Linked DNA regions of Homo sapiens: all the other regions are linked to region 2. Evidence: chromatin loops called from intact Hi-C (ENCODE). Cell type or tissue: endothelial cell of umbilical vein. All regions are shown on one strand.

The links. A loop is a pair of places that touch in the nucleus more often than their neighbours do. Peaks named below come from ENCODE experiments on the same cell type or tissue, not always from the same donor. Only the 100,000 strongest peaks of a DNase experiment are listed, where the experiment ranks them.
Region 1: it touches region 2 in a loop (7-fold over the local background); 3 of 110 quality-filtered maps call a loop at or near these places.
Region 3: a loop joins it to region 2, with 8 times the contacts of the local background. A loop is called at or near these places in 5 of 110 quality-filtered maps.

Annotation. Positions count from the first base shown.
Region 1 is chr3:29,236,008-29,244,007 of GRCh38, reverse strand. No RefSeq gene overlaps it. Among named protein-coding and RNA genes, the nearest start is that of RBMS3-AS3, 41 kb to the left of the region's middle. In endothelial cell of umbilical vein, no CTCF peak of the experiment used is centred here; a DNase peak (open chromatin) is centred at 3,617; H3K27ac peaks cover 1,854 bases.
Region 2 is chr3:29,061,430-29,069,429 of GRCh38, reverse strand. No RefSeq gene overlaps it. Among named protein-coding and RNA genes, the nearest start is that of RBMS3-AS3, 220 kb to the left of the region's middle. In endothelial cell of umbilical vein, no CTCF peak of the experiment used is centred here; a DNase peak (open chromatin) is centred at 3,869; H3K27ac peaks cover 1,414 bases.
Region 3 is chr3:29,183,477-29,191,476 of GRCh38, reverse strand. No RefSeq gene overlaps it. Among named protein-coding and RNA genes, the nearest start is that of RBMS3-AS3, 93 kb to the left of the region's middle. In endothelial cell of umbilical vein, no CTCF peak of the experiment used is centred here; a DNase peak (open chromatin) is centred at 4,236; H3K27ac peaks cover 1,795 bases.

The DNA of each region.
Region 1 (8,000 bases), 170 kb before region 2:
GAATGGCAGGGGGTAGAGGGAAGAGAGAGAAAAAGAAAGATTATAAGACAAAGACAAGGAGAACAACAGAGGTATTTCTGAATTCTCCTTCATTCTGGACTTTACATTACTGAAGTATGACTTTTCATATTTTCTTATAAACATAAAGCACCAGTTGAAAAATGAATAAATATAAGAACACTGAATAGATACCCTTCAAAACAAGATATTTGGGTTTTAGTCTAGCTCAGAAATTATCCAGCTCTATGAAATTAAAAAATTATTGGATACTCTCTATGCCTCTCTTTTTGTTTTTTTCTCCTGAGATGGATTCTCACTCTGTCACCAGGCTGGAGTACAGTGGTTCCATCTCGGCTCACTGCAACCTCCATCTCCTGAGTTGCTGGGACTACAGGAATGCACCACGACGCCCAGCTAATTTTTGCATTTTAGTAGAGACGAGGTTTCACCATGTTGGCCAGGATGATCTCAATCTCTTGACTTCGTGATCCACTGGCCTTGTCCTCCCAAAGTCTATGACTCTTTTGATGAGGAGATTGAACAATCCCCTTTCCAGCTCTAAGATTTCACGATTGAAAGTTTGTGGAATTGTCTTTCTAGTAGCCCACTGCACAAGGTGCTGGATATATAGAGTATACCTGACCTACGGAAAATGTGGAATTATCTGATATGGTTTCACAATTTTCAAAATAAAAGCTAGGTTTCTTTTCCATATATTTATTTCTTAACTGTGTATGTGTGTGTATGAGTTTGTATACCTTTATATGGAAAATAGTAAAACCCTACCAACCTTACATCCTGCAATAAAGTTAATTTGGTTATAACACTGTTGGTGACTGACTCTTGGACCCTAAAACTCCCAGTCAGCTGGTTAAGCTAGTTAAACCCCAAACATCTCATTAAGCTCTCAATAATATAAACAAACATTTTATGCATTTGAATTGTTGGTTCTTATTTATACTTCTATGTTGGGATTTTGCTGATATCTCTGAGTCTGTGTTTGTGTATTTATCTCAGCAAATATAAATGCAAGGGTGGTTGCTTCCTTTCTTGCTGTGATGTACAATGACTGTTCTATGTTAAATGTGAAAAAAAAAACTGTCAATAGAGGGGTCAGGAGACAGGCTGCTATTTTAAAGATGCCACTGGACTTTCTGGATGCCACCAAGTCCTTTCTGTTGCAGGAGAATTTCCTGATCAATGGTTTCATACATGCAGGACAGTGATCAGACAGTCTCAAAAGAGCTATCATTGAAAATCCATTTAAGGATGAAACATATTCAGATGAAATGAATAAATTCTAACAACTAACTACAAGAAATTCTCACAGATGCAGTACAAATGGGCCTTCTAAAACAATTCTTCATCCTAGTTTCTTTCTCAGCATTTTTATAGACAGAATTTTTCCCCTCTCCTCAGTTGAACAAGAAAGAACAAAAGTAGATTCCCCAAAGGAGGAATCATTTGTACTAAGTTTCTTTATGTAGGTCACCTCTGATGTGTTCTTGGTTGCATTTCAACGGCTAAATTTCCCATGTCAAGCTTTCCGTTCTGATGGCTCTGCACATAAAGCCTATTGCTTTCAAATAGAATAATTGTCTAAATTCCCTGTTTGAATGTTGAAGTATACTACATGTTCTACAGATGCTCAATACATTATTGGTAATGTTAGTAATGTGATAGAAAATGGCAGAATGTTTTAATTTGAGGTGTCTCTGTGTGTGTACCTTTTAATATGTTAACAGGAAAAAAAGTTTCTCATTAAGCTAGTCTAAATTAAAGAGAAGTGACTATCACCTACACTCAAATGATTATAAATGTATGACTTTGTTTTCAGCCTCTGATTTACCACACCAGTTTTCCTAGCCTTTTTTCATCTCAGTTATCAGTATTATAAATATCTCTTGGGTCTATTTCCTACTCTGTATTCCAACTGTCATTGTCATGGTTCAAGCCTTTGGCAAGCCATTCTTCACCTCTAAATCCATTCTCTACTCTATCAACTGTTTCTAAAAATAGATTTCATCAATTTACTTCTGCATAAGAACAATCCCCAGTTCCTCACTGCCTGTAAAATAAAATTTAAACACCTTAATGAGGCATTCAAAATCTCTGATATTCTTTCACCAACTTATTTATTTAGCCTCATTCATTCATGTGCTCATGTAATCATTCAGCAATAGAATGAAAGTACCCCCCTAAGATATTAAGTGTCCCACTAGAATATGAGCTCCAGGAGAGTAGGTACATATATAGTTGATTTTATTCACTAGTGTTTACCAAATATCTAGAACAGTATTGGCATTAATAGATGCTTTAAAAATACTTCTGATACGGACAGGAGGCAGGAAAATACTGGGTAGAAGAGGGCAGTTCCTGGGCAAAGGCCCCACCTTCAAGCCTGAAAACAACAGCCCTAAATGAGAACAAGTTACTCCTGTTTTCTCACTGAAATGTTGCTTTGTCTAAAACCACCCTGGCCCACCACACCCCCCCATTTTATACCCATCAAAACCCCAAACTCCACTGGCAGAAGAGCAGAGCAGTACAGCAGAAAAGGAAAGAAGAGAAGAAGCATCTGAACGTCGAGAGGGGTTCGGCTGGGGACGGTGGGAGAGGAGTTCAGCTGGGGACAGCCAAACTCCAGCAGAAGATTCTATTCCCACTCCATCCCCTTTCCAGCTCCCCATCCCACTGAGAGCCACCTCCATCACTCAATAAAATCTCTGCACCCTTCAAATCCATGACATGATTCTTCCTGGATGCTGGAGAAAAACCTGGGTACCAAGAGGGTATAAAAGGCTGTCACCCTGACTCTCCACTGAGCTGGTTAACACTTAGTCATCTGCAGATGGCAATTGCTAAAAGAGCATTAATTTTAACACACCCCTAGACGCTGCCATGGGACCAGAGCCCAAAACCGCTTGCCCCGGCCCCAGCACCTGCTGACCTGCATGCTGCCCCTCCTTCAGGGGGTTTGAGCATGGCAGCTAAGTGAGCCACACCCTTGTTGCAAATCCCGTGAAGGAAGCAAGGGAATTCTCCCATCTGACTTTGAGAATTAATGAATTCAGCAATACTTGCTGAATACTTGTTATTTTATTTCACACAGCTTGACATTGGGAACTCAGTGATTGAAGCCATTGTCTTTATTTTTAAGGAGGTAGCCAGGTAAATTGACATTATAGGAAGTTCAGTGTGCATATGTAAACATCAGTCTGGTTTCTGTAGTGATAAACACCTAGAAGTAGGGTCATATTTTATTCATCTCTATATTCTTTGTTGTTAACTGAAGATTTATTAAATGTTGACTAAATAAATCGATCTAAGAATGCAATTAAGGCAGAATGTCTGAAAGCTGTGATAAACAAAAATAATTCCCCCCCAAACATGTTTAGATCCTAATTCTAGGAATCTGTGAATATGTTATATTATATGACAAAGGGGATTTTGCTGATGTTATTTAAGATTAAGGACCTTGATATGGGGAAATTATACTAGATTATCCAGGCAGGCCCAATCTAATTACATAAATCCTTAAAAGTAAAGGAGGAAGGAAGATGAGTGAGTCAGTGAAATGTAATTTGAGAAAAGAGGAAGGGAGGCATGAGCTAAGGAATGTGGAGGCCTACAGAAGCTAGAACAATTCTCAGCTGACAGCTAACAAGAAAATAGGGACTTCAGTCCTGTAACTGCAAGGAACTGAATTCTGCCAACAACTCAAATGAGCAGGAAATGGAACCTCTGAAAGAAACATAGTGTTGCCTATACTTTGAGTGTAGCCTGGTGAGAACATTACCAAACTTCTGACCTACATAACTGTATGAGATCAATCTGTGTTCTTTTAAGGTGTTAAGTTTGTGACAATTTGTTTGGCAATAGTAGCAAGCAAGTACAGTGTTCATTCTTGGAAGGCTGGCCAAAGTGAGCCTCTGTCATGGGTTCTCATGACCAAAAATAAAGTGATTATCCTTGAAAGTTCAACAATACAACTTACCTAGCAAAGAACATGCACAGATGGAAAATCAATTACACAAAAGAAAACTGCTCTTCACAAATGGAATTTAGATAAAGCCATTTCCCAAAATAATGACTGCTGATTGGATCATTAGATTTGATATTTGATTTCAGATTTCATATTTGATATTCATGTGCTATGAAAAATCTGCACATATGTAGCCTTTGGAGTATGTATTCAAATTGTTATGCCCTTGAAGTCTAACTTTGACATCAGGAAAGTTCTGAGTTACAGTCTTCATCTCAGTCCAATGACCATAGTGGTACAAGAACAGTACTTTATAGGTAAAGAAGCACAAGGATATAAATTAAACAGAAAATCTTCTTAGCCATGAAAGAGCAAGTTGACCCAAGACTGACATTTATATCTGTGTGAATCATTCACTGCACAATGGGCAAGCTGTGCTAAAACCCAGGCCACGCTCTGCTCACAAAGCCATGTGCTCCGTCATAGAGCAGTGATCTCTTGGAGGAAGAGGCCCCTTGAAGGCAACACCATAAAGATAAACAGGTTCTGCCTGACATAACTCCAGAAGCTGTCCTTTACAAAGACCACTATGAGAATGGTATTCCCTAGAGGTGTGCTATGCAGTGGCTCTAGACATCTTTTTGTAGTTTGCTTGCCAAGAATTCTCCATGCAAGCTATTTTATCAAGGAGGGTGGCATTTTCCAATTCTTGCAATGGTGTCACATATGCTAATGGTGATCCTGGTTGAGCCTGATACTGGGAATGAATACGTCTTGACTTTTTATGCCATTGATACACAAAGCAGCCAGTAGCCAGGTACAGAAAAATGAACAGGGAAGCTAAGGTCTGGATTTGTCAGTGATTTAGGGCAAATGAAAGTGATCTCTGTGTCCTATTTGCAGGAAACCACATGGAGATTATAAGTCTCTGTCCCAAACAAAGGTGGAAGATGAATTCAGAAGTTTTAGCCACCCAGCAAAGGTACACACTATAGCCTATTCTTGGGCTAGAAGCCATGAAAATGAAAAATCCAACCAAACCCATTTTCTATTCTCCTCCAGAATCTGCCTGCCTTGAGTCTCTGTCCAGTGTTTTTAGTTACTTGTTCTTTGCGTTTTGTCCAGGGTTTTTACTTTTTATCTTCAGAAAGGCTGGTCTAATAGGAGCTATTCTGCCACACTAGGAGCAGACTTTTCACTAGCTTTACTTTTGTCAAATGTGTCCAGGTGTTACTGGTTTGTGCAAGAAATGTTAATTATAAATAGCACAAGCATGACCACATACCTTAGTGTGCATACGTAAGGCTTTGTCCTGGCATACCATGCAGTTTAGCATTTGTACTGGACTAAAGTATTCTGGCTTCAACAATAGAAAATATATATAGTCACCCTAGACATAAGATGTTTTAGCAAAAGAAAAACTGTATCTTCCAGAAGACAAATGAAGAAAAAAAAAAAAAAAGGACTCATGAGATAGCAAGGAAAGTTTGCTTCGATACTTATCTACCTTTTACCCAAGGAGAGAGCATTATATGTTTGAAGACACCCTTGGGACAGTAACCTATTTCTATGTTAATTATGATAATAGTCCGCCTAAGCACTCCTTTGTTGAAATTTAATCCCATTTTCTCTCATCTTGTACTTTGTATAAATTGATAGTGTGTTCCTTTCTTCCTTAAAATTACCCTTCATATACTTCAAGAGAATTAGAATATCACCTCTTAGCTGTATCCTTCAGACTGAGTAACCCCAATTTCTCTTTCTCTATCATAAGTACGCTTTTACTTCTTTTTAATAATTTGACATGCTGTCCTCCACTCTGAACAGCATTCCAAATAGCTTTTGGAAAATATAAGACTGACCCTATGACCCAATGATTCTACTCACAGGTACATCTTCAACAGAAATGGAGGCCTGTGTCCACGCAAAGACTTGTCACAAAAACGCAGACAGCAGCTTTAACCCAAGTATCTATTTAGGTGTATGTGGAGGAGTAGGGATTTAGGGTCATGTTTTGCTTTGGAATAGAAAAGGGATGAGAGAACTCCCTGGGGAAGATAGAAATGTTCTATACCTTGATGTGGATGGTAGTAACATGAACATACATGTAAAAATAACTTATTTATAAATAGTTTATTTAGTAAATATAATTAATTATATTAATTAATACATAATTAAATATAATATAATTAATTATATTAATTAATATATAATTAAATATAATATAATTAATTATATATAACATATAATATATTATAAATTATTTAGTAACTATATATAGTACATATATTTACTAAATTGCTAATTTAAATTTATACAGTACATATATTTACTAAATTACTAATTTAATTAGTAAATAGATGCTGTTTCTACATGTCTAAATATTATATAATGAAATACATACATACATATATGTGTGCATATATAACTAGAAATACATGTATATAGATGCCTACATGTGTGCCTATGTGTGTATGCATATATATGAAAGCCAAACGTTGCTTCACAAAGTTATCAATGATGAAAGATCTTAAAACTTAAATCTGTAGCCTTCCTAACTGTTCTTTGCATGACAGAACAGATTGACTTTCTAACAAGATGGACAAAGAAAAAAAGCCTCAAGGACTCTTGTGGAAATAGGGACTGTTTAACAGCAGATAGATGAACACACCAGCAAGACACCTCCAGGTGGGAAAGTACATCTGATTGGAGAATGCTGTCCACAGATGCTTCACAGCACGTCTGCAGGTGACAGAAAAGTCATCAAAAAACTCAGCAATTAATTATGCCAACTTGTCTAAGTTCAATATCTCTGGGTCTCCAACCTCTAAAATTTCTGGTTATAGGAGTTGCTGTAAGCATAGAAAAAAGATCAGGGGATTGAGATAGGATAACCCTGGAAGTATGTCAATCCCATAGTGTTCTCTGCCTAGCTATGTGACCCTCTGAAATTCTGTTCACCTCTGAGGTGTTCAGTTGCCTCATTAGGTAAATGGGATAATGTCTAGCCTTTTCTGAAAATTAAGTGAAATAATATCTAGGAAGTGCTTAGTAAAATGGTGGCAGAGAAAAGAAAAATTAATAATACCTTAAAATTTTCATCTGTATTAAATCCATGAAAAGATCATAGAGTTAATTATCTTACCAATTTGGTAAGTGCTCTTATGGAAAATCCTGGATTTCATAAAAAGTCAGTATTATACTAAGCACTGAATGCTACTAGATTGAACATAGTTCTAACAAGAATATTGAGCCTCATAGGAGTCAGTCAATTTCAATTTGGTTCATGGTCAATGGCCAAACCCTTAGCCAGAGCCAACCCTCTGTTAATTCTAGTATCTGGCCACAAGTGAGAACAGATGTGAGCCCATGAAAGGACCACTGCAAATCAATCTACCAAGACCAGAGAATGATTCAAGCTATGACCTGCTTACCATGGATCAGTTATATCACCATAAATAAAGAATAGGATTTCTTATGCCCCGGGAAAACTCAGGAGACTCTAGAAATGGCTGGTGAAAAAGATTCGACAAGGAAAGAAACAGCTCAGAACACCATCAAGACGGCATAAAGGAGCTGCTACTTTTCATTCTCTCCCACTCCCACCCAAAAATTTAAGCATCTGGCCAGTGACCAATAAGAGAACTGCTTGTAATTGTTGATAATCCAAAACTCATTAGCATAGTTTCCCATCTGTTGGAGACAGTATAACTGTGGCTTTGTATCCTGCCTGCATCTGTGACAGACAGGAATAACTAGAGAGAACTGGCATTTCTACAGTGCAGCTACCCTCCAATATGAGTCCACTGATTTCTATCCACTGACTTTGCCTCCTGATATATAGACCTCTGGTCCTTTTCCCAAGAGACACTTAACTAGTTTCCTAAGGAAGATTATATTTCTTCCTAACTTTTTGATGTGTCATTTTCTAATCAAAAATTTTTCACTGAGCATCCACTGAGGACCTTTTATAAGATACTTTCATAAAACACTAGAAGAATGGGGCTGGGCGCAG
Region 2 (8,000 bases):
TAGAATTACCATTCAACCCAGCAATCCCGTTATTGAGTATATACCCAAAGGAATCTAAATCATTCTATGGTAAAGATATATGGATGCTTATGTTCACTGTAGCACTGTTCCCAATAGCAAAGACATAGAATCAATAGAATCGCCCCAAATGTCCATCAACAGTAGACTGGACCAAGAAAATGTAGCACATACACACCATGGAATACTATGCAGCCACTACAAATAATGAGATCATGTGCTTTGCAGCAACCTGGATGTAACTGGAGGCCATTACCCTAAGCAAACACGGGAACAGAAAAAATTTTAAAAACTGGAGTGTTACTCCTATACTGGCTGGGAATCAGTCACTGATACATGTTTTACTACTGCTGGGTGCCTTTTCTGTTGCCAGAAAGACAAAATTGCCTGATCATCAACAGCATCTGGTATTTCCGCAAATAATCTTCTGATATATTATTATTATTAGGTTTAGTTTGAGTATATTAAGTAATCTCTCTTTTAAAAAGAATTAACCTATATAATAAACTCTTAAACAGAAAAAATATGCAATTCGCCAGAAAATCAACTGAAATTGAACAGAAATTTCAAATAAGAGCCACATTACATTTTTGATTTCTAGAAACAATATTACGCTGTATTGCAGAACAATAAGTACCTAAGTGGCAACACAAAATGCCTTAATAGAGAAATTTCTGAAAGATTAGAAACATTTTTACCCAAAGGAGAAATTTGATAACTCATATCTTCCAACCACCATGATTTCACCAAGAATAATTCAAAATCTGTTGGCTAGATCAACACCAACAGACAAGATTCAAAAGATGCTTCAGAATCTACCATGGTTCAATAGCTGAGTTCTACCTAAATCAATACCAATATTAGTTATATTTTTCCAGACCCAAAAATACTTTTTGTAAGCTGAGCTAAAATTATTATTGCCTAACAATAAATACTTCCATCTGCCTGCACTTAATAATATGAAAGTTACTCGTTTAATGAAGGTTATCCAACTTAGTCTTCATTTAATGAAGGTTATCCAACTTAATCTTCATTACAACACATGATGTGAGCATTATTGTCTCATTTCAAAGTGATTAAAGAATTTATGTATGGTTATACCACAGCTAAGATGTAGGGTTGGGATTCAATCTAAAGTCAAAGGAAGTAGTCTGTCAGCTTCCCCATGCTGCCTCCTATGCCTGTGCAAATGTGAAAGTGATATACTAAAGAGTAAAACCCAAGGATTAAAGGCAAAAATATGCACTTAATAGTAATACCCAGAAGCTTTCTAGTGCCATAGTCATTAATGGAGTTCACCAAATCTCTATGAATCCCTACACTCTGGGCACATGTTAGATTTGCACTCTTTTCTTGCATGGTGGGATAGGGTCAAGTGGTAGATCTGGCTACTGAGGGGAGAGAAGTGACATGTGAATTAGTTACTTGGTGAAAGAATGGCCAAAATCTTTTTTCCTCCTGGCAGTAATCAGCAAAGTTAAACATGGTAGATGCTCCATCAGCCTGAGTTCTGGACTGACTAACCTGGAAACAATAGGAGAGTCCCTGCTTGCCCATGATAGATAGGTAGTGTTAGCCAGAAATAAATTGTTGATTTAAGCCTCTGATACTTAGGGTTGTTGACTACAGCAGCATGATCTATCATATCCTGATACTCATGATGTTCATTTCTCTCCAAGAGAAGACCTTTTGTAGGTTGTACCAAATCCATACATTACTCTACCTATAAGAAGTAACTAACCTCAACATTGCAACAAATCACAGGGAAGGCTAAACCATATATGTCCAAAAAGCAGAACTGACTTTTATCTGGACATAAATAGAATGAGAAGACATTTCCAGGTAATAAAAATATAGTAAATATGATTGTGTTTCTCATATCAGGGAGTTTCAGGGTTTTTTGTTGTTGTTGTTTTTGAGATGGGGTCTCGCTCTGTTGCCCAGGCTGGAGTGCAGTGGCGTGATCTCGGCTCACTGCAACCTCTACCTCCCAGGTTCAAGCAATTCTCATTCCTCAGCCTCCGGAGTAGCTGGGATTATAGGCGTGAGCCACTGCACCTGGCCGACTTTTGGTTATTGTTAAAATTAATTTCCAATCTATCACAGACCCAACATACTATCTCACTATGTGAGTTTATATGATCACACCAGTTCGTAGCTAGAGATCATGATGACTAGTTCATAGCTAGTGACTCTATGACTCACCACATGAATTTGACAACACCTCAAGCTGTTTGATGAGACATGCTTAGATGCTGTGACATTACAAAATTGTTATTAAAATTTCTAAAAGCTTATTTTTAATTTCTATACCTATTTTGTTACAGACCAGTAATCAAATGGTTGTAGTCATTCACCAGTTTAGGAAATCATACTTTGAGTAGCACTGCTGAACATAACCAAACTTCCTTGGCTTGTGTTTAAAGTAAACTTTTCATTTGGGTAACCAGAAACTCAGGATTTTCCATAACTGGTTAACATAACTGATATAAACACTGTGTTGAATATTATGGGGTAACAACAACATAAACAGCCTGAATAGTATTAGCAAAACTTTGGAGATGAAATGAGCAATCTGTATGCTGAAGATCATAAATATTTCCCTTAGCCATAATTATGAAGCATTTTACTAATTCCTAATGGGAAAGAATTAATAGTTAAGGTAAAAAACAGCTTGTATATGATGTATAGTTCATTGCATAGAAAACACTCTTAGAGACAGAGTAAACTACACATAGTTCTTACTCCCTAGCCTAGGCCTGGTCTTCTTAGGTATTCTTTTGTGGTCTTAAAAAACAATTGCTATAGAGATACTAAATACATTGTATAGATAATCCTGGACAGTGGACTCTAGATTGACAGTTGTCATCAGAGTTCTGGTACCCAGTTTGAGGAGACAGAGCAAAAACAACTTAGAAAGTTGCCTTAGCATAGTTTATTCCTATTTAAGCTCTCTACACCTTATAATCTTTATTTTTAAATTGGTATGTACATACACACATACATACATACATATATAACATCTATGTATGTATACTAGGGTTTCCCAACCTTCGTATTATTGACATTTCAGGCCAGTAATCCTTTGCTATGGGAGCTATTCTATTGATTGTAGGATATTTAAAAGCTCCCCCAGGACTCTAACCACTGGATACCAGTATCATGGCCCCAGTTGTGACAACCAATATCCACTGAGATATTGCCAAGTGTCCTATGGAAGATTGCTACCATTTGAAAATTACTGTTATATATAATATATATTATATATGTTAATATACTATGAATTTTAATAATTTTATTGATTTCTTGGAAAAACATGCATAAATCCATTAAGATTAGAAAGCAGACACTTTTTTTAAGAAAGCAGAATGGATCAAGATATTTAGTCTCACTTTTTCAATATTTTATATTTTATACAAGTATTTTAAAGGTACATACATCACATCCTGATGTGATGTACATACAACACACAATATTAGGCAAAGGTCTCTGTCAAGCAAATTTCCAAATATCACTAAAAAATAAATGCTAGATATAAAATGTTTATTCAATGTAGATGGGAAGGGAAAAATAATGTCAAGACATGTGGGTTGCATATCTACATTCTAATATATGGAAAGACTAGTCAGAAGACATTTTTAAACTTTCCTCCCAGGACTAGAGGCACTGCACCTTTAAATGGAGCTAGCTGCAGTAACCTGCAGAACTCTCATGGAATGTGGAGTGTTCCGGGATTCTGTCTAGTCAGGCCTCTGGCAGGGCTGTGGCAGCTTTGTTTGTGGGCAGGCAGCCTCCTCACATTTCTGTTACTTTATCCTTAAGGAAGTTGCCATGGAGACTGGCATGGAGATGGCAGTTGGCCAGGCAAAGAGTTTTAAGTTGAAAAAAACAACACATTCACACACACTCAAGCTCTTACTCACACATACTCCCAAAATAAACACATCCTTGTGTGTACATAATCAACTTTAAAAAAATACACTTAGCGTCATTGCCTATTTGGGTAAATGGTTAAACCTTTGTTTCTTTTCTAACTTGACCCAAAAAACACCATCAGAAAAAGAGCAGTTAATGAAGTAGGAAAATAGCACCTATTAAAAGTAATCCATCACAGCTCATGAACACCCAGCTAGTAGGCATCTGATTGCAAAATCTGTTTTCTTGGCAAAGGAGTCATGAGAAGGAAAACTAAAGTGATACAGTAAATGAAGAATTTCTTCATTTGGTGAAAACAAATGTGATTTGGTCAACTTAAATATTATCAAAAGTGGTCCAACATTTTATTTTATTTTCATAAACAAAATGTAAAAATAACACAGAGCTTTGAAGATTTGTTTTTTAATTTTGGGAGGGCAGCAGAATTGAAATCTTCTTTAGCATTCTGAAAAGCCTCAGATTTTATCCAATCTTTGTATATGGAGTACTTTCCACAGCAGCCTTCAAACTCAAGGTATTTGGTCAAAAACAATGATAAAATTCTGAAGTACATCTAGGTTGGTTAGAGAGAAATTCATGAAAGTCATAAATCCTTGAGAATTATCCCAAAACAGCATCAGAGATTTGAATGCTACTAGTGCATAAATTGCTTAGTGTTTACTTAGAAAACAAATCTCCATATGCAGTATGCACTTCATAAAACTAAAGCTTTCAATGTACTTTTATTTCAGCATGGACAATATGCAAGAAAGTATTGCTGTAATTCAGATTATTAGATTATGAACTGTACAAACAAGCATCAAACAGTAAAAGAAAATGGAAGGAAACGTTTTCAAAATGAAATGTTTCTTTCTGTTATGAAAGTAGTGTTGACAATCCAAAGATTTGTGTTTCCATATGTAACCAACTGAATAACACAACACTGACTATTGTGAATTTTATGTTTTTTTCCCCTCTCTCTTCAAAGGACAAACTGCCTTGGAGGTATTGTTGAGTGGGCTTCTGTGTGATAAGCCAACCCAAAACAGTTCACTTAAGGATTAAGTTGAAGCTTTGTTTTCAAGGTTTAGGGAACACTGCACAGCCTCACTTTATAATTACCACATGTATGACAAACCCTAGTGTTTTATAGTCCTTCTGATGACCAGCTGTGCATGGATTTTACATGGTCCTTTTGTCAGTATATAAATACAACCTGCTGAGGTTATGAGGAAACCACACAGTTATTAGTGTTGGTATGCACCATGAAAATGCTATTCAAATCAGCTTGTGGTTGACGTATTAGTTACTACATCAGAACCACTGATCTCTATTTTATTACTTCCCTGATGAATGACATAACACAACAAAAAAGTAGGAGTCTGCCTAGACAGATGTAATTTATCCAAACCGTCTGTTTCTATAACCCACAGAAGCAGATACTAAGTATTTTCCCCACATATATGACCATGGAAAATGATTGCAATAACATGAAATGTTACCACAGTGTTAATGACAATCCACTATACTGAGAGAAAAATCGATTAAAATCAGTTTTATTTTTCTTTTAAGGTGAAAGGCATACATTGCAATAAAGAGGTGTTGGGCTTTTATAGAGCACAGAGTAAAAACGAAGTTTTCACTCTATGACATGACAATTCTAATTGTTTTCTTTCATAAATTTACATGTACATGATTAGCAGCTTAATTTTCACAAAGCAGTCCTCAAAGACATCTTGGAAAACATGTCTTAGAAGTTCAGTTAAAACACCACCACCACTGCCATTACCACTCTCCCTCCTCTCATACCCATCTCTAACCTTTGGGCATTATTTTCAGCAGGAATGGATGTGAAGATGTTCAATAAGGGCTATGGCTTTTAACTTTTCACAATTGAAATGAACATTGTGCCTGAAAGTCTCCACTGACACATTAGACTTTGACATTCCTTCAATTAAAAGATTTACAAGTTAAAAGGATTATGAAGTTAGTTAACTTAAAAGGTATGCTTTCCTTCCCTGACATAAGGCAAAAAAAAAAAAAAAATGGATAGGCATTTTATCACAAATTATTTGGTTTATATAAATAGAAGCATTTTTTTCTAAAAGAGATGTTAAAACTGGAGTCATTTCAAAATGTATGTTTCCATTGAAAACCTTGGCCATCATTAGGATTAGGATGCTGGTTTGTGTTTGTTTTACTCATCCTCCTACCTACTCCATCTTTAAACATTTCTCCAGATTCTTGGGATATCCATTTCTCCTGCCACCTCTATCCTCACCCCTTGAAACCAGATTGAAGTTTTCTTTCATCAGGCCACATTCTACCATTTTGTCTTTTCTAATAAAACTTACCTGTCTTACATTTCATTCCTCTAGAGCTTTGCCCTCCATTACCTAAAATGGGGTCTAATTGTGTGGTCATGTAATCTAAACATGGCTAATAGCTGAGAATGAATTGGTTGGCTTGCTGTCCTGAGCCAACATAACTGCCAGGCACAGTAGGCGCAGTGTTGAGGGGCTACAATACTGCCAGGAACCTACAAAAAAACTTTTATCTTTTTAATTAGAAGAAAAAAATGAACTTTTAGGTCACAATAAGTGTTTTATTGCATATTATCAGTACATTTGTCTTCATAACAACAGACCCTTAAAATATAATTTTTAAGTTTTTATGGACGAAGAGCCCCATGAAGGCAAAAGTACCTGTGACCCACAAATTTATAATGCAGGACTGTTACTATCTAGTGACTTATGCCACTTGATTGGAAATCCTCATTTATTAATTCCTCTATTTTATGCCACATGTTTCTAATCATTTTCAAATAACTTTTATGGTATGCAAACTGTTTTCAGAAAGAGAAAAAATTCTGAGAGAAATATCCTGAGGAAGGCTTTTTAAAATGACTTTTTTTCAATAACTTTAGAAGTACAAGTTTTTTTTTGCTATGTGGATGAATTGTATAGTAGTGAAATCTGGGATTTTAGTGTACCCATCACCCAAGTAGTATATATTGTATTCCAACAGGTAGTTTTTCATCCCTCACCCCCTCTTTCTAAATTTCCAATGTTCATTATACCTCTCTGTCTACCTTTGCATGCCCATAGCATTCTCACTTACAAGTGAGAACATATGGTATTTGGTTTTTCATTCCTGAGTTACTTTACTTAAAATAATGACCTCCGGTTCCATGTTGCTGCAAAAGACATTATTTCATTCTTTTTATAACTGAGTAGTATTCCATGACATAAATATATACCACATTTTCCTTACCCACTCTTTGGTTGATGGGCACTTAGGTTGATTCTATATCTTTGCAATTGTGAATTGTGTTGCGAGAAGCATGCATGCAGGTGTCTTTTTTTAATATAATGATTTTTTTCTTGCCTAAAGAGATAGCCAGTAGTAGGTTGCTGGATCAAATGGGAGATTTACCTTTAGTTCTCTGAGAAGTCTCCATACTGTTCTCCATAGAGATTGTACTAAGTTACATTCCCACCAGCAGTGTTAGCACTCCCTTTTCACCATATCTGTGCTAACATCTATTGTTTTTTGACTTTTTAATAATGGCCATTGTGGCTAGGGTAAGGTAGTATCTCATTGTGGTTTTCATTTGCATTTCCCTGATGATTAGTGATATTGAGCATTTTTTCATAATTTTGTTGGCCATTTGTACATTTTCTTTTGAGAAATGTCTGTCATTTGCCAACTTTTTTATTTTTGTATTTTTTTATTTCAGTAGGTTTTTTGGGAACAGGTGCTTTGGTTACATAAAAAAGTTCTTTAGTGGTGATTTCTGAGATTTTGGTGCACCCATCACTTGAGCAGTATACACTGTACCCAATGTATAGTCTTTCATCCCTCTCCCCACTCCCACCCTCCCAAATTCCCAAGGTCCTCTGTATCATTCTTATGTCTTTGTGGCCTCATAGCTTAGCTCCCACTTATGAGTCAGAACATACAACGTTTGGTTTTCCACTCCTGAGTTACTTTACTTAGAATAATGGTCTCCAATTCCATCCAGGTTGCTGTGAATGTCATTATTTCATTCTTTTTCATGGCTGAGT
Region 3 (8,000 bases), 120 kb before region 2:
ATATACACATACACAAAATGGAATACTATTCAGCCTTTAAAAAGAAGGAAATTCTAGCCTTTATGACAACATGGATGAACCTGGAATACATTATCCTAAGTGTAATTAGCCAGGCACCAGACAAATACATGATCTCACTTATTTTGTAGAACCTAAAAACATTGAACTCATAGACATAGAATAGAATGGTGGTTACCAAAGGCTGGAGTGGGTTAGAGGAATTGGGGAGATGGTGATCAGAGGATAGAAAATTTCAGTCATATGGTAAGAATAAGTTCCAGAGATCTATTGTACAACATTGGGGCTACAGTTAATAACAGTGTATTATACTCTTAAAAATTGCTGAGGGAGTAGATTTTAAGTGTTTTCACCATAAAAAATAAGTATATGAGGTAATACATTTATTAATTAGCTTGATTTAGCCATTTCACAACTTATACATATTTTAAAACATGACGATATACACCATAAATGTATATAATTTTTATTTGGAAATTAAAAATTTTATTTAAAATGTTTCTAAAAATTGTAGCACAAGGTAAAATCCCCTGCTTTCTTCCTACCTTCTTGGAGCACTGTACTATATAAATGAAAGGTTTAGAGTTGTAGGTTTCATCTCGTTTCAAAGAGACGTGACATCACCAACACACAGAGGATGGCAAAGAGGAAAGGCAGAACGAGCCTGTCTCTTAGATGATGTTGATCAACTGCTGCACCAAATGTAGACATAGTTATTGTTCCAGTTACTATTGCTGAAAAATAAACTATCCCAGGTTTAGCAGCTTAAAACTACCGCCATTTTGTTATGATCACTGTTTCTGTGGGAGAGAAACTTAGGTAGGACACAATGGGAAGGATTTATCTCTGCTCTCTCATTCCTAGGACTTTAGATGGGAAGACACCGATACCTGAAAGTGGCTCAGACAGTTAGATAATGTAATCATCTGGAGAGTCATTCATACTCATGTCTGGTACCTCAAGAAGTAGGCCCAAGAAACTATTGCCCAGAGAACCTACATGTGGTCTCTCCATGTGGCTTGGGGCTTCCTCATTGCATGGTGATTGGAAGAGTGTGGTGACAGTGTCCAGAGAGAATGCATTCAGAAGCTAAGCTTTTCAAGAAAACCACATAGAAGCTGCATAGCTTTTTCAAAGCTAAAATCACACTGCATCACTTCTACCACATTCTATCAATTAGAAGTGAGATACAAAGGCCAGCCAGTTTCAAGAACAGGGCTATGAGACCCCATTTCTTGGTTGGGAAATGGCAATATCGTATTGCAGACAGAAATGTGGAATGCGTGGTGTTATTGCAGCCATCTTTGACAAATATAAATGTGCACCCCTACATCCAGGCTTTTTATTAAGGCAGTTAATATAAACCTTACCATTAGAAGCCACTGTCAGTTGGATGTTCTGTTATGAGTAGCAAAATAATTTTAATTGATAAAGTTTGTTAACCCACCTTAAATGAAGTCAACCATGTTATTATCTGCCTTGTCTATTTAGTCTTGGAGATTTATGTTAGGGGAAAAAATTATAGGCTTAGATGTGCTATACAATGAAAGAGATACAGGTGTGCAGAGTATTTATTCTCTTGGCCTTTGGGAAAATTGAGCAGAGTTGGGGGCAGCAAGAGTTGTGAATTCTGAGCAGCTCCTTTCACTAAAAGTGGCCTCCATGATGTAAAAAAGGAAGCTTAGGAAAACTACCATTGAGCCAAGGTCTTCAAACTGTTCACATATGCCTAGAAGAATTTTGAAAAATTACATGCCCTGTATCCCATTTCTCAGTTATCTAAAAATCTCATTAAAAGTTTAAATAATTGCAAAAGATGTAAGTTAAAGACTTTCCTTCTCCCTTAGTACAGAGATACATACATGGCTGGAAAAGACTAGAAGCCCCATTGGTTTATGGTACCTGATTAATCATTACATGAGGCATCTCCTTTGTTGGTGCTCCCTGGAGAGATTTTAAACCCTGAAGCAGTGAAGCACAGTAAGATTTATGTGCAAGGAATATGCCTTTTTTTTGTAAAGGAGTGTGGTAGGGAGACCATATAATATAACTTCTAAACCTAAACACTTTTTAGAGTTAAAGGGGATATCATTAATAACTATACTAGGAAATAAGCATAAACTAGGAAAACTGGGGAATATGTTGACCTTAGCTATTGTAATACTGGTGAGTTTTCAGGCAAATCAGTTTACAAAAGAGAATTCACAGTATCTGGAGATCTGTTCATTATCTTTTGAAAACTGTCTATTGTCAGTACTTTTTGAAAAGTTTTCCATAGCTCCAAGAGTCTAGGTAGACCTATTATTAAGCTAGTATAGAGAAATACTAATTGTTAAAGTGTTGACACACTTCCACACATTAGTAAATAGAATAAAAGTAATTGGAATAACCAATGAAAATTAATAATCTAAATCCCAGCATTTGTGTATCATTTCAGAAACTATGAACAAGTAAGCTGTGATTCCAAGATATCTTTCTGGCTCAGGCATTGGAGCGCAGAGATAGAGGACCTGTGACAGAGGATTTGCTATTTATTTGCAAAGTTGGTAGGTCTTTGATGCATAAAGGTCCTCATATAGAAGAAAGGAGACTTCAACCTCTTCCTATCTTTTCTATACACTTCAAAAACAAAAAATCAAAAACAAAAAACGCATGTCCCTATCCATGGGGAAAAGCATGGTCTGGGCTGAGGAAGCAGCTATTCAGGCTATTAGGTGCCAGGGATATAGGCAGTTGCCATAGACATACACAGAAAATGCCTTTACTGTGGGCTAATGTCCCTTCTGGTAGGTTTGGGAACCCTTGTTTCATTTGACAACCTAATTCTTGGTGAAAGGCAGTTGTCTCTGAGGCTTGTAAACAAGTTTCTAGGGAGGGAATCTCCTGGAAACCTATTTAATGACTAAAGGAGAGACTCTTTCAGCAAGACAGTACTAGGTCTGCACCCTTCCCCTTTCAGATCTTTTTTTTTTTTTTTTTTTTGAAAGAGAAAATTAGTACAGCCCTCCCACTTTTCCTCTCCTTTGTGCCTGCTATTTTCTGAAGGGATAGACAAAGGCTTAGAAGAAGCCTCTACTACCTGCAGGCAGCATGAACCTCTGAGCACCTGCTCAGAGGTTTTCTTTACCTCTTTCTATTTTCTTTACCTCTTTCTGCTTTGTCTCCCTTATTAAGTGGGCTACACTTGGGCACTGTCTCCTCATTAGCCTCAGTGGGGTGAAAAGTCATATTGTACTTCCTCACTGGAAAAGGAAAAAAAAAAAAAAAAAAGAAGGTACACAGGCTCCTGGCCTCAGCACCTAGGATCAGATCGTTACTATCTACTTTCCATCTCTTTCTAATTCCCTTCTTTTTCTCCACGTCCCTAGGATCATTTAAATTATAAATTTCAAATGTGAGAAAAGAAAGGAGCAAGAGAGGAGTAGATGCAGGGAGACCAGAGAGCTAGTATGAAGGCAGAAAATGAATCCTCTTCCTTTTAATTAACATTATCCTCATATAATGGTTCTCAATTAATAGAAAGTTGTTGGAAATTCGATGTTATTCCATGTTAAGTGATGTTAAGTCATGAAGCAGATAGAGTTATCATTTAGCTAGTAACAGAAGTGTCAAATGACAGATCACACCAACACACTAGTCCATATACTATTTGGAAACTTGTGGAATGATTTTTGGAATAAAATGTACTACAAATAATATCACTATATAAATTCACTTATATATTAGTAGTTTCCTTGGATAATAAAAGGTATTTCCGTATTTAATATGTGGCTAAAAAGTTGTAATATTTCATTACTTGAATATTTTGAATATTACTTTTTGCCACTTCTTGAATATTATCCAAGCTGGTGAGGGCATTCTAGATGCCTGGAAATTCTAGTGCAGTGAATAAAACATTAGTAGAGCTTTAGTAATCCTGTCTTTTTATTTTCTTTTAAGATATGTATTGGAGTAGTTACCAAGGGGATAGTTAACACTGACGTCATTTTAGAAGTGGAAATACAGTGGATTTCTGGAAAATCAAACTTATATTTGTGAGTTTCAATAATTTTGAATTGCCACAGGGATTTCATCCTCTATCACTCAAAGAATCCCTCTCATATTATCTCCCTCAGTAAGATAAGCCTCATTAATTTCAAGAAGCCCCAAATACTTACCTAATGACTCAGAAATTAGTCATTGAGTCACGGAATATTATGATCAGTGTAAGGTGAATAATGGTTCACCAGGATGTCTATGACCTAATCCCCAGAACCTGTGAGTATGACTTTATATGGCAAAATAAAATTTGCAGATGTGACTAACTTAAAAATATTTAGACAGGGAGATTATCCTGGATTAGCCAGGTGGCCCCTTAAATGAAATAACAAGTGAGCTTGTAAAAGGGAAGCAGAGAGAGATTTGACTATAGATAGGGAAGGTGATCTGAAGATGGAGCAGAGATAGATGTGAAGATGCTATGCTGCTGGCCTTGAAGATGAAGAAGGGCCTATGAGCCAAGATATGCAATAAATATAGCTCTGGAAGCTGGAAAAGGCCAAGAAATAGATTCTCCTCTGGAGCCTCGTGAGGGAGCACAGCCTTACCAACACCTTGATTTCAGCTCAGTGAAACTCATTTCAGCCTTCCAACCTCCAGAACTATAAAAGATAGACATGTTGTTTTTAGCTCAATGTCAGCGGTAATTTGTTACAGCAGTCATAGGAAACTAATACAGTGATGTACAAAAGAGCTCTGAGAAAATCCTTACTTGGTCAGGGAGAGGCCTAACTGCATTCTGAGATAAAATCTAGATTAAATCCTAGAATAAAATCTCAAGGTTACCAATTTCAAGTTAACTAACCACACATTCATGGGATATCAGGATTCCTCAGAAGCAGGGGAATAGAGGCAAAGGGGAAGCCTTTGAGTCACATATACTTACTACACAAATACCACATTGGCTGACACCCTTGTAACTCCAGGATATCCAGTTAAAAAACTGGAAATCTTCAATCAAACTAGTGACTTGGAGAAAAGGACATGAGTTTCACAAGGCAGGCAGAGGATTTATAGCTCCATTAAAGGCTACTAAATTATGTGACTCAAGAAAATCACTGGGAATCTATTCAGACAAGAATTCCATTTCTGTGGTTTTAACCACGAAACCACTGTGGATCTTAGACTGCATAGCAACTATGGAATCCACTCTCACATTTTGAAGCCCCAAATATTTCTCTTGAAAAATGGACTCAAGTAAAAACTATGAAATAGTCAACATTTTTGCATGTTGTCTTCCAAACCCAGCCCTCAAAGTCTCCCTATATTGAACCTCTGATGTATTTTTAGATTATATAATTCCTTTCACAAAGCAGTAGCAGAGTTAAATGAGCACTGATCTGTGAGTCAAGAGTTTAATGCCATCTGTTCAGGCATGGAAAGAAAATTTGAAAGAAAGTTATAATGTTGGGATAATGAAAGAATTCCAAGTAGGCTTTAAAGTTGATCCTCAGAGTGTCCTTGAAATCAGAAGTGTGAAGCCCATGACTATTTCTTAAGGATTTTCTAATCTTTTACTTCTACTTTTCTTACTTGACTCACTTGACTCACAGCAGCGAGACAAAAGAAAGTATCAGCTGCTGGGCCTTAAAGCACAAAAAGTAGCTAGATAACCTGTAATTTTCCTAGTGGTTTCTAAGACATGATAGCACCTATTGTTTCCTCCTACCCCCAGACCTAAAATCAAGTATCCTATAAATGCAAATATTTCTCTAAAGAGTAACATGAACATCTAAACTAAATTATTAGCAAGGGTTCTTTCTGAGATATAATCATGTAACTGTCCTTGGCATGTAAATAAAGACACAGTGATTCAATGTCAAGGGGCAATATAATACAATGGATAAGAATACTAGTGGGAGGCTAGACAGCCAATGTTTGAATCTCAGGCCCCACTTCTGGTCGTGTAACTTAAGAAAAGATACTTAATTTTTCTGAACTTCATTTCACTAACCCTTAAAATGATAATAATAGTACCTACCTCCTAGGACTGTTCTGAAAAAAGTGTGTGTGTGTGTGTGTGTGTGTGTGTGTGTGTGTGAAATTCATGTAAAAGTACTTAGTACAGAGCTTGGAAAACATTAAGTGCTCAATTAATGTCAGCTACTTTTAGATGACCTTGAAGCCAATAAGAATATGAATTGAAATACTTTATTAAATTACAATTTGTCATCTTCTGGCTTGACAAATAACTACTCAAGAAGAAACTAATGAGACATACTAGATATGAAACTGGTTACTAAAGAAAAATTTATGCAAAATAAATGCAACTTGGTTTTTCATTATAAATACAGGTTCCATATATTTTGAACACCAAATAGGTCAAAGGATATTACAAGAAAATGTATTTTTTTGCAGTCACACATATGTGTGTGTAATACTCTCCTAATTTGACTCTGTGCTTTACTTCCTATTACTCCACCAGAAATTTTCCACTTAGCAGTCAGACTGAGTCCTAAAAAAATTATGTCATGTTATTTCCTTGCTTAAAACACTCTGATAGTTTTCCATCGCAGTTAAATAAAATATAAACTCCTTACTTGGTATGACAAAGTGCTACTTTTCAATCTGAATAAAGTGGTCCCTGTCTCTCTCTCTCTGACTTTATCTCTCTATTCTCTCCTAAGTTCCAATGACTTTCTCCCTGTGTAGGGAACCAGGCTCACTGCTGCCTCAGATCCTTCACACTAGCTGTTTCCTCTGCTTATAATGCTCATCCTCCCAAACTCTGACTAGTTACATCTCTTTTTCATTCAGATCTCAGATAAAACCCGGCCTCCTGAATGAGGACTTGGTGGACCACACAATCACAAGTAGCCACCCAGTTATTCTCTGTTACTTCTATTTATTTTAAGTCTCTGTGTAGAATTTATTTTGCTTAGCATATAACACTGTGGTATAATTTTCTCTCTTGTTTGCTTCTTTGTATTTATATTTTTTTTATATAATAACCAACTTCCCCATTCCCTAGAATAGAAGTTCCATAAGAGCAAGACTTGGTCTTGTTCACTCTTGGATTTCTTTCACCTAGAAAAATACCGAACATATTAAATGGTTAATAATGCTTAATAAGTATTTGTTAAAAGATAAATGAAAAGAAAATATGGTTATTGAGGTCCAAGTAATTTCAAAACTGTTGTCAACACTATCCTTGTGCATATATCCTGTACATGTCCGATTAAATGCCAAAAGTTTAATTATTGAGTCAAAAGTATGTGCAATTTTGATAGTTATTTCCAAATTGCCTATGAAAAAAGTCATACTAATTTACATTTTAAGTGAATTCCTCGAGTCTTCTTTTAAGTGAAATTATGACATGATATTTGAGACACATTCTCTCAACTTAGAAGCACTGTGTACTTTATAGTTCCATAACCTTAAAATGCCAGCAGGATAGCTGAAGTACAGAAGTCTACAATAGGTCTTCTGAATGAAATGGCTGCAGAATCCATGTCTACTGTGACTCACCAATTAGACGATTTGCTACGAGAGGCATATGTGATTCACTTTCAAAGGTCTTTCATTTTCTAGGAATCCTGTGCGTGGGTTCTTAGCAGTAAAGAGAGATCTTACTAATCAACATTAATCATGACGTTTTTCAAGTATACAAAAGGTAATTTGCAATCAAAGAAAAATTTTACTCCATAAGAATTGAATCAAAACAGAAAAACATATTGGTGAAATACGTACCCTACTCTAAAAGGTCTTCAAATTCCATGAGTTCATTTTTCCCTTATTAGAGGTTTATTTCCCTTGCCCTTTGAGTCATCTATGCCAACAACCTCAGATATCTGTGTAATAGTAACTGAAAAACACCCTACTGATGAATCGATTTCTACATATTTATGTCTGTATAAATATGTCAACGAGGCCACTGATGAAAGTGGGGGCATCCATGATCCCCCCCCGCCACTGGCTTCTTATGTCATTTTGAAAGACATCCT